Linked DNA regions of Mus musculus: region 1 is linked to region 2. The links are chromatin loops, found by intact Hi-C in ENCODE. Cell type or tissue: heart. All regions are shown on one strand.

Evidence for each region. Peaks named below come from ENCODE experiments on the same cell type or tissue, not always from the same donor. Only the 100,000 strongest peaks of a DNase experiment are listed, where the experiment ranks them.
Region 1: it touches region 2 in a loop (2.3-fold over the local background); 1 of 42 quality-filtered maps calls a loop at or near these places.

The regions. Positions count from the first base shown.
Region 1 is chr5:43,514,799-43,519,798 of GRCm38, reverse strand. It overlaps C1qtnf7 (C1q and tumor necrosis factor related protein 7), which reads right to left and starts at 4,230. Exons shown (of 3, transcript NM_001135172.1): 1 at 3,813-4,230. The coding sequence starts at 3,825. In heart, no CTCF peak of the experiment used is centred here; a DNase peak (open chromatin) is centred at 2,258; H3K4me3 peaks cover 809 bases; H3K27ac peaks cover 472 bases.
Region 2 is chr5:43,443,112-43,448,111 of GRCm38, reverse strand. No RefSeq gene overlaps it. Among named protein-coding and RNA genes, the nearest start is that of C1qtnf7, 70 kb to the left of the region's middle. In heart, a CTCF peak has its summit at 2,375; no DNase peak of the experiment used is centred here.

The DNA.
Region 1 (5,000 bases), 72 kb before region 2:
ATGTCTGCAAGAGCTTCCATCATTGATGTCTCACTGCCTAGCTCCTAGCAAGGTTTTCTCTCTGTTATCATCACATTGCTTTCTTATTTGCAAACATTTAATGGTTATTCCATGAAACAAAACACCACCAACAACAACAGCATCCAAACCTTGTGTTCTGGCATTCAAGATTCGCTGTGACTGCAATCTAGTGTCTGCAGCTCATCTTTCCCTGGTACTCCACTCTCTGAGGCTGTACTTCCATCTGTCAGGACTGCTCTCCTGCTACTCCTCAGTTCTCTCCTGGACTGTTAGTGTCCAATGCCCCACCCACAGGTCTTCACTATCTGGGGATTGTATTGTATGCTCTCTGATTTGTGGACTCTTTCCTGGCCAGGGACCCACGGCATCAGATGAAGTTCTGTTTGCAGACCTACCCCCCTTCCTTTAGCACTTAGACTCTGAAAGATTAGGAAGTTTTCTGAGTTCGTCTGGGTCTCAGTTTTCTTGTGTGTGGAATGAGTTTTCTTCTCCCCCCTGAGGGATATAAGTTACACCTGTTGTGTAGGATCAAGCATGATCGTCTGCATAAGCCAGACATTAAGGAACATGGCTGGCTCATCTGATTATTGGGATCTATTTTTATTGAAGTTTCATTTACTTGGAATCTCTTCTGCATTCAGGAGGTAGAGACTGAGGCTCCCAGTGGTCACTCACTGAAAGCATTTTTACTTTTCTGCCCCTTTTCCTTCTAAAAGTTGAAATTGGATATTATAAATCAATTTTCTTGGATGTGAGTTGGATCTCGGAGGGTGGGGTGCTCCTGAAGGGGGCAGCCTGTGAAGTGGCCGGTGAAAACTGGTACATTTCTATTAAGTCTTGGGAAGGCTCATGCAGTGTAAGGACACTTTTTCTCAGCTCATTAGCTTTCCAGCATGCGTTCATGCTTGCGTTTTTGAAGTTCGGAAAACATTAGATTGTAATGATCCCACTCGTGGTGAGTCAGAAAACATGCAGATCAGTTAAAATAGAAAGAGGTCCTGCAGGAAACCTAACTCGGAATTGCTGATCATAGCTGGCATTATCAAGCTGTCATGCCTAGACCCTCATGTGGACTCTCTGAGGCCATCCTCAGAATGACCTCAGAAGATGAATATTATTTATTATTCTCATCTAACAAGTGAAGACCCTGATATTCGAATCGGTCCAAGTTCATACACAGGGTGCAGGCTGGGAGTCGATGTCCAACATCTGTGGAGTTGAAACCAAATGCCCTACTTCACTGTGGTCCATAGCTTTCCACATTCCCAAAGTTGCCTGACCAGACAATACTCTGGACTAATACCCTGAAGATACTCTAGCTAACACCAATAAAACCTTCTGCCTTGGAACTCACTCTGAGAAACAGATTTACCATCCACATATTTCCCCATTGGAGAGCTGGGGTAACCTTTATACCTCTCTGACAGGGTGCACCATCCTTCTTTGACTTTCTCATGGAGAACGGCTCAGTCCCCAAAGTCTAGTTTGGAGGCTCCAAAGGCTGCTCTATATGAATCTATCTCTGACCCAAGTGGACTGCTGTACAAGATACTTCTTGGCGTTCTCCTATTGTTTACACTGCTGCTAATTTTAAGATTGCTTTTAAAGCACATTGCTAACGTGTCTGGCACACAGTGGGGCCTCTGGGAAGGCTTGTTGGAGAGCATGGAATTACTTTTCTAGTCCTTCGGCCATTGATTACTAAGCCTGTCTTGTCAAGTCTGGACTACTAACATGAGGCCGATTCTGTATCCCCACAAACGTGGCTAAGCCTGGTTCGTACCAAAGCAGGTCAGACAGGTAGCTGGTGTCCTCCTGGCAGTTTAGTAGTTAACCTTATCCCCACCTATACCCCAGTTCCTGCAAGAGGCTGTTTCTCTTTCCCAGATTCTGTAACGAAAACACAGATCACCTTGGGTTTCTCTCATCAAGACGCTTTTGGAGACAACCCTGACTAGCTGCTTCCACGGCATCATCCGTGTTTTATCCCAAAGCCCCTGTGGCTGAGGCTCGGATGAGTCAGCTGGCTTGGGGGGTTTTTGTTAGCAACCCTGATTGCCTTTGTTTTCATCTTCTAGGGTGCGCATTGGGGTGGGGGTGTGCTCGTTGGGCCCTGGGGTGGGGTCTGGCAAGTTTGGCTTCTAGAAATGCTGGCAGCCTCTGTGGGAGCCCGTGATGGGAAGTCACGTCATGCCATACTGCGCATTTTTAGGCCACACCCATCCCCAGGGTCCACTCAGGCGCCATGCAAGCGCTGGCCATCCAGCTCTCGAAGCTGCCGGCGATGAGGTCATGGGTGGGGTACTGGAGACCCCCTCCAGATAGGGTGGGGGCTTCCTCTACAGCCCAGGAGTGGACCCGAAGGACTGGGAGAGAGGCTGTGGCGACAGTTTTGCCTGTCTGAACCCCTGCTTCCTCGTAGTGGTCTGTAGGCTGGTGTGGGTAGAATAGAGGCAGAAACAGACAGCAGGAAAGAGATGGAAGGGAGGTGTCTATGAATTAGCTACTTACCCCACTAGTTACGGGTGGAGAGAGGGAGCTAACAAATGCTGTCCCTCGACTACTTTGCCAGGAGCTAATAGTCACCTTTTTGCTTTTTATACAGTGTTGCCTTTACTCTGACCTTAATCACCAAGACCCCAAGGCAAGGGAAGCCACAGCAATCTTCATTATGTAACTAGACTTTGATGCAGAAGGAAAAAATAACAAGACAGTAAAGTGCTTTCATAGCTGGAGACGGCGACTGTAGCAATACCTCCCGTCCTCTCCCAGACCTAACTGCCGTAATTGCCAATATTTCTAAACCAGCGGGCCTTGCAGACTGAGGTCACCTCCATGTCCCAACCATCACAGCTCAATCAAACCTACAGTTCTTAAACTTCTGCCGGCAAGCACATACATAAGAGTGCACACGGAGCAATGGATGCAGGGCTCAGCTAGAAATCTTAGCCTGCAAAATCCCTCTTCTGATCTCAGTGAGTGTCTGGCGACTTTTCTTTTTTGCACCTGGGATTCTGCCTTGAAAAAATAGGAACTCACTGACAACAGAGTTTCTTCCGGAAATAGAAAGCGGCACAGAATGTTCACATGCCCCTCCACCCCAGGGTGCTTCTCAGATGACCAACACATCGAAAAACACGAGAGCTATCTGAAGGCACAAGTCAGTCACTCTTCTGAGATAAGGACACCCTCGGCTGACTTTGACTTATGCAAAAATTGCCATGTTCAACTGTTTTGTTTTGTTTTGTTTTACCCTCCAGGGAGATAAAATTAATATTGTTAACATTTTCGTAGGTTCTTATAAGAAAGAGTCAAATGGTTTACTTAACTGTAAGGAAACATATTCCACAAAACAGTCAGTCACAGTAACCACGACTGAGAGACATTTTAGGATGTTACCACAATCTATGAGAAAGTTTTCCGAGTTCTAAGACTCTCAGCTCTGGAAGTCAAGTCTTGTAGAACAAATAAATACTGAGATTAGACCATACATTAGCCCACTGCCCACAGAACAGCTTATATTCAAAGACTGGAGTTTTCAGAGAGCCCTCTGACCTTTTCTAAGAGAAACAGCATTTCCATACATAGACGCTTACTACATCAAGCGGAACAGAAAGTAGGAGAGACACCGCTGTTGAGTCCATTCTCTGATTTATCATTTGTTGACATTCTATCCACACATCCCTCCATCTCCTTACAAGTAGCTGTCTGTGGTTCTTCCTGCAAATATTTTGATAAAGTCCAAACAGAAGGGGGAAAGAGAAAGGCTGTAGTGAAAAACAACAACTTACCTTTCCTGGGCATTGCTGGGTTCAGATGTCCTTCCCAAACATGAGACTTCCTTGCTTTGACACTCCCATGAATTTAGAAACCATTAAAAACTATTCAGAGCAGAAATATGGTTATTACCCAAGCTGCTCCACAACAATGCAGAGAAGTGTCTTGAAGAAAAATAAAGGATGTGTGCGGAGCGCGAGCTCATGCTGTCGTACGAAGTTCTGCAACCGTCTTTCTCAGTTTAAACAACCTCCCACTCCTTCTCCCAGGCACTTGCCAACTTCTATAATTTAAAGCAACTGCGATCCTTCCCATAATACTCACATTTCAAAGAGTTTACTATATACACTCGTTAGGAATGAGGAGGAGTGGGCAAGGTTCTTCTGCAAACCCCAGACGGAGGCAGATGTGAAGCAAGGGTCTCGGGTATCTGGAGGATTTCCCGTCTCTCTGCAGCCATCGCTGTTTGCACTGTGTGGAACGGAGTCCCTGAAGCCCTTTCAAGTAGTATCTAGAGACTGACGGGCATCATTTCCTGAAGCACTCAGGAAAGTTTATCTGGCAAGTTAGGAAAAGGGCTACACCGGTGGAATTGTGTCAGCAGGAATGTTTGTGATTTCACCTTAATTTATCACGATGTCTTCATGGAACAGGAAAGTACTTCAGATGATGTTATTTACATTAGTTTTGTTTAAGCATTAGTCCACATGTGTGCTATAAATCTAGGAAGGACACACACTTTGCAAATTATATCTATGTAATTGAGTAAACCTTCTGATATTTTAGCCTGTGATCAGAATACATTTTCTGGCATTTTAGTTGGTGATTGTATTTTTACATTTTATTATCCAGTTCTTCCCACTGTCAACACACACACACACACACACACACGTGTGTATTAAAATTATAGCAAACTTTTAAAGCATGGCTTAAATATTTATTTAAAAGTATTTTATGATATATATCAAAACAGGTCTTACTTAGTGCCTGCTTAGTAACCCAGGCTCAGTAAATAGTAACGGAGTGATGCTTATGTATAGCAATAAACAGTTTGTGTCAATTTTGATTTGCATACATACTCTCCCTTAAAATGATCAATATTTCATAATTGGTATAGGAATCAACATAGGGTAATGTATGACTTTGACAAACTTAATGACTACCTGTGCAATAAAACTTCCTCAATGAATAGAAAGCATCAG
Region 2 (5,000 bases):
ATGGATCCTGTTTAAACATCCACTTTATTAGCCTGTATCTTTTTATTGGGGAATTGAGACTACTGATGTTGAGAGATATTAATGACCAATGATTTTTAGTTCTTGTTATTTCGATATTGGTGGTGGTAGTGTGTGTGTGTGTGTGTGTGTGTGTGTGTGTGTGTGTGTGTGCATGTGCACATGTACTTGTGTATTTCTCTCTTTTGGATTTGTTGGTATGGAATAATCTATTCATGTTTTCTTGGGTATAGTTACCGTCCTTGTGTTAGAGTTTTCCTTATAGTTGCTAGTAGGGCAGGCTTAGAGAAAGGATATTGTTTAAATTTGGTTTTGTTATGGAACATCTTGTTTCTCCATTTATGGTGATCGAAAGTTTTGCTGGGTATAGAAATCTGGGCTGACATCTGTTATCCCTTAGAGACTATTAGACATCTTCTCGGGCCCTTCTGGCTTTTAAAGGCTCTGTTAAAATGTCTGGCATAATTCTTATAGATCTACCTTTATATGCTACTTGGCTTTTATCCTTTGTGGCTTCTAATATTCTTTCTTTGTTCTGTACATTTAGTGTTTTGATTATTATGTGGTGGAAAGATTTTCATTTGGGGCCCACTCTATTTGGTGTTCTATAAACTTCTTCTTTATAGGTATTTTGATAGTGTCCTAAATTTCCTGGATGTTTTATATTAGAAACATTTTAGCTTTAGAATTTTCTTTCACTGATGTATCAGTTTCTTCTATGGTATCTTCTATGCCTGAGATTTTCTCTACCATCTCTTGTATTCTGTTAGTGATGGATGGTTGTGTTTATAGATCCTGTTCTCTTTTGTAGGTTTCCATTTCCAAGGTTGCCTCAGATTGTGTTTTCTTTATTGACTCTATTTCCAGTTTCATGTCTTGAACAGTTTTACTCATTTCTTTCACCTGTTTGATTATATTTCCTTGTATTTCTTTATACTTATTCATTTCCTCTTTAAGGCCCTCTACCTTTTTAATTATATATTTTCTGTATTTTTTAAAAGGATGCATTCATTTCTTCTTTAGAGCCTCTATCATCTTCATAAGATTAGGTTTAAAGTCATTTTCTTGTAATTCAGGTGTGTTAGCTGTATTAGGATAGTTGGCTTCTGGTGGTGCCACATTGCCTTGACTTTTGTTGGTTATGTTTTTAGGCTGACCTTTAGCCATCTAGTTGTTCCTAGTGTTGGTAGGCCCATTAGTTCCTGATGGGAGTAGGCCTCTGGGGGTGTAGATAAAGCTGTTAGTCCCTGATGTCAGCAGGCCTCTGGATTACAGGTAGAGCTGGTTGTCCCTGTTGGAAGCCTGGTTCCTACAGGCTTCCAGGGATACAGGCAGTGCAGAAAGATCCTGATGACTTCAGACTGCTAGTTGTCCAGGGTCAAGGCAGGCCTGCAGAAATGTAGGTAGAGCTGGTGGTCCTGATGGTTTCAAACCTATATTTGTGCTGGGCAGAAGCAGGCCTTCCAGTATGTAGGTAGAGTAGTGGCCCCTGAAATGGAGTACAGAAGGGATAGGGCAGAGCTGGCTGCTGCTGGGCTTTCCCAGAGGAGGAATCAGACATGGGACTGGAGGAAGGGGATTTCATCTAATGGTTGCTGATGGCTGTGGGTATATGTGGTTGTGGTTAAAGGTATGAAACTAGAAGATGGAGCACAAAGAGGTCAGGGTAGACCACATAGCTGCTGGGCTTTCCCCAGACCCAAAAGACAAGAGTTTGGGCTGATCTGATCTTATTTTATTATTTTTCTTTCTTTCTTTCTATCTATCTATCTATCTATCTATCTATCTATCTATCTATCTATCTATCTACCTACCTACCTACCTATCTATCTATCTATCTATCTATCTATCTATCTATCTATCTATCTATCTGGCTGTTTTGTAATAAGAAAGAGCAAGAAAGGGAGTCAGTTTGAGTTGGTGGGAGATGAGGAGGATAGTTGGGTTGTGGGGGGCAAACCATAATCAGAATATATTGTATGGAAAAAAATCTGTTTTAAAAAGCCCATACTACATTTTGAGTTAACACTGTCTTTCTCTGCCTTGTACTTGTGGATCAAATGTAAGCTCTCAGCTACTGCTCCAATGTCATGGCTGCCTGCCTCCTGCTGTGCTCTTCATCATGATGGCCATAGACTCAACCTCTGAAGCTGTATGCTTGCATTAAGCACTTTCCTCTATACATTGCCTTGGTCATGTGATTAGCTACAGCAGTAGAAATGTAACTAAGACAAAAATAGATATTAGGCAGGAAAATGAGGAACTTGGGTCACTCAAGCATCTGATGGATCCTTTCAGAATTTCTAACCCATCTCCAGATGCCATCTAGTGCTGAATATGATGCAACCACCATGCACAGTTGTCATATTATATTTATTATTTAATGATGGCAATAAAAGCTGGTGTGTGAACAGCAAAAATACAATTTGTTTTCAATCTTTAACACACATAGAGGATAGCAGGTGTATAGAAAGGAAGGTGGACTGTAATTATTCAATGTCAGATTATCTTATTTTAAATCCTACCTTCTCTGCTCTTCAAAAATGCTTCCTTATGTTGATAACTTCATTTATCTGGACTAAAACACTTCCATAATCCACAAAATGTGCCATATTGATTTTTTATTGGCACCAGGAACTTATTAATAGCAACATCTCAAATCCTGTTCATGTGTAATTTATAATTTATGCTAATTTATAATCTTTTTCTTAATAAGGAAAATATACACTTTAATATTGTGAACTAAACTAATAATGAATTTCCAGAGCACTTATTTTTAATTGTTTTCTGCTAAATTTTATATAAGATTTTTGTTATTTACCATCAGGGGAATCTTTAATTCCTCAGAACACTAATCTCTAGAGAGAATTGCAGAGCAAACAGCTATAGGTTTTGTTGGACTGGAATGATCTGTGTTTATAGCTCAATCGTGACCAATTATTGGAAGCTCTGAGAAGACTGTTGAGACTAATAAAATGGGAATAATAACATTCCTCTAAGGAAGCTGTTCTGAGGAAGAATAATTGACATGGGCCAACCACACTCACCCAATTGCTTATACCCTAAGTTCTTATAGAAACATTTACTAAGCACCTCTGTGTGAGGCACTGTGCTAGGGTCTGGGGGAAAATAAATGATCATGTGATTCCACTGCAAATTAAGCTTGGAAATTCTGTAAGCGCCATGTTCTTTAAACAAATGGTTCTTATTTGTGATTCTGGGAAGAGGACACTAAATGGACAGCCACTCTGATTGATGAGCTGTTGGTAGGCTTGGAGTTGAATGCCATCTGCTTCCTGATTCTCAAGGTTGTTCTTATTCCGTTTCCAGGCATCCCCTGGGAGGCATGGAAGAGATGAAAAAGCACTACATCACAATGCAAGCTGCTATTCAATTTGTGTTCTGTGTTCCTTGAAGGAGAAGGCATAATCTAATAACTTTGAAGCAACTGCTTTTATTTTTTTCAGGATGGTGACAGAATGTGAGTGAACATTTAGCTTCTTCCACCCCAAACATGGATGGCTTGGCACGAAGAATTAACCTTGGTTTTTATGCTTTTAGCAAAGCATGGGACACTGCATACATGTTTGGTGAATAAAGGACTACATGCCACCATTACAATGTTTTCAGCTGGAGTGGAGAAGCCTGCCCTGGTAGTGATGAGAATAAGTTTACAGACACCTAACCACATAAAGGAGACTCTGATGGGTTCCCAGATGCTGGTCTTTAGATCCATGATGGTGTTGTGTCCTGACAAGGACTGAGCACAGTGGTAGTAATACATATGCTAAATGTCCTAGCTAACTATAACTATCTACTTGACACAACCTAGAGCAGAAGCTCTCAGCCTGTGGGTTGTGACCCCTGTGGGGGTGAAATGATTCTTTCACAGTCTCCTAAGACCATCAAAAAACATAGATATACATATTATTAGTTGTAATAGTAGAAAATTAGTTATGAAGTAGGAACAAAAATAATTTTATGGTTGGGAATCACTCAATATAAGGAACTGTATTATAGGATCACAGCATTAGGAAGGTTGAAAACCACTGATGTAGAATGGAGTTTCAATTGAGGGGATGCACACCTCAGATTAGCCTGTGGCCAGGTCTTTGGAAGACTGTCATGAATGTTAATTGATGTAGCAGAGCCTAGCTCACTGTGTCTGGCACCATTATCCCTGTTGATAGTTCTGGGCTGTACAGAAAGCTAGTGGAGCACGGGTCTGTTACTGAGCCAGTAAGCAGTGTTTCTCTGTTTTCTTCTCTCTTAAGTAGCTTTTTGATCTTAATTTTTGTCACCAAAATAGAATGAAACTAGAACATGGAAAATCTCTCCAACAGTGCATTGTATAAAGGCTCACCAAGTTCTTTGGCAAATCAACACGACAGGTATTCTACAGACTTTTCATTGAACTTATTACCCAGTATTCCTTTCTTGTGTCTTATTATATCCTAAGATTATCCTACATAGAACAAGCCTCTTATCTAAAAGGAAAGAAACACACAAATATCCAGAAGGGAAAGAGAATAGAATCAGAAACACTGGAAGATTAAGAAAGATGGCATACCATGATGGCCATCTATAAGCATTCAGGTGAGCTTTTTTTTTTTTTTTTTTTTTATGTCCATGACAAGGGGATCGATTTGCATGCAGATTTCAATACACAGTAGTAGTCAAGATAAAAGGGAGGAAGAGCAGCCATGGAAGTTTTGAACCAGGAACCTGAGTGTGGGTCTGCAAGACATGACCCCTGAGAAGGTACTGGCTTGAAGGAGGCAAGTGTTCAACAGGTGTTCATTGGGGAAGGTAGTGTGGGGATCCTGATAGATGACAATGACACTTATGACTGGTCACATCTGCACCCAAAGGCCAGTGTTGGCTGTAACTAGTCAGGAGGTATTGGAAGTACTTATGAATGCTGCTTCAGCTCACTTGTCTCATCTATTAATCAGTGACAGACATCTAAGCACCAAGGTCAC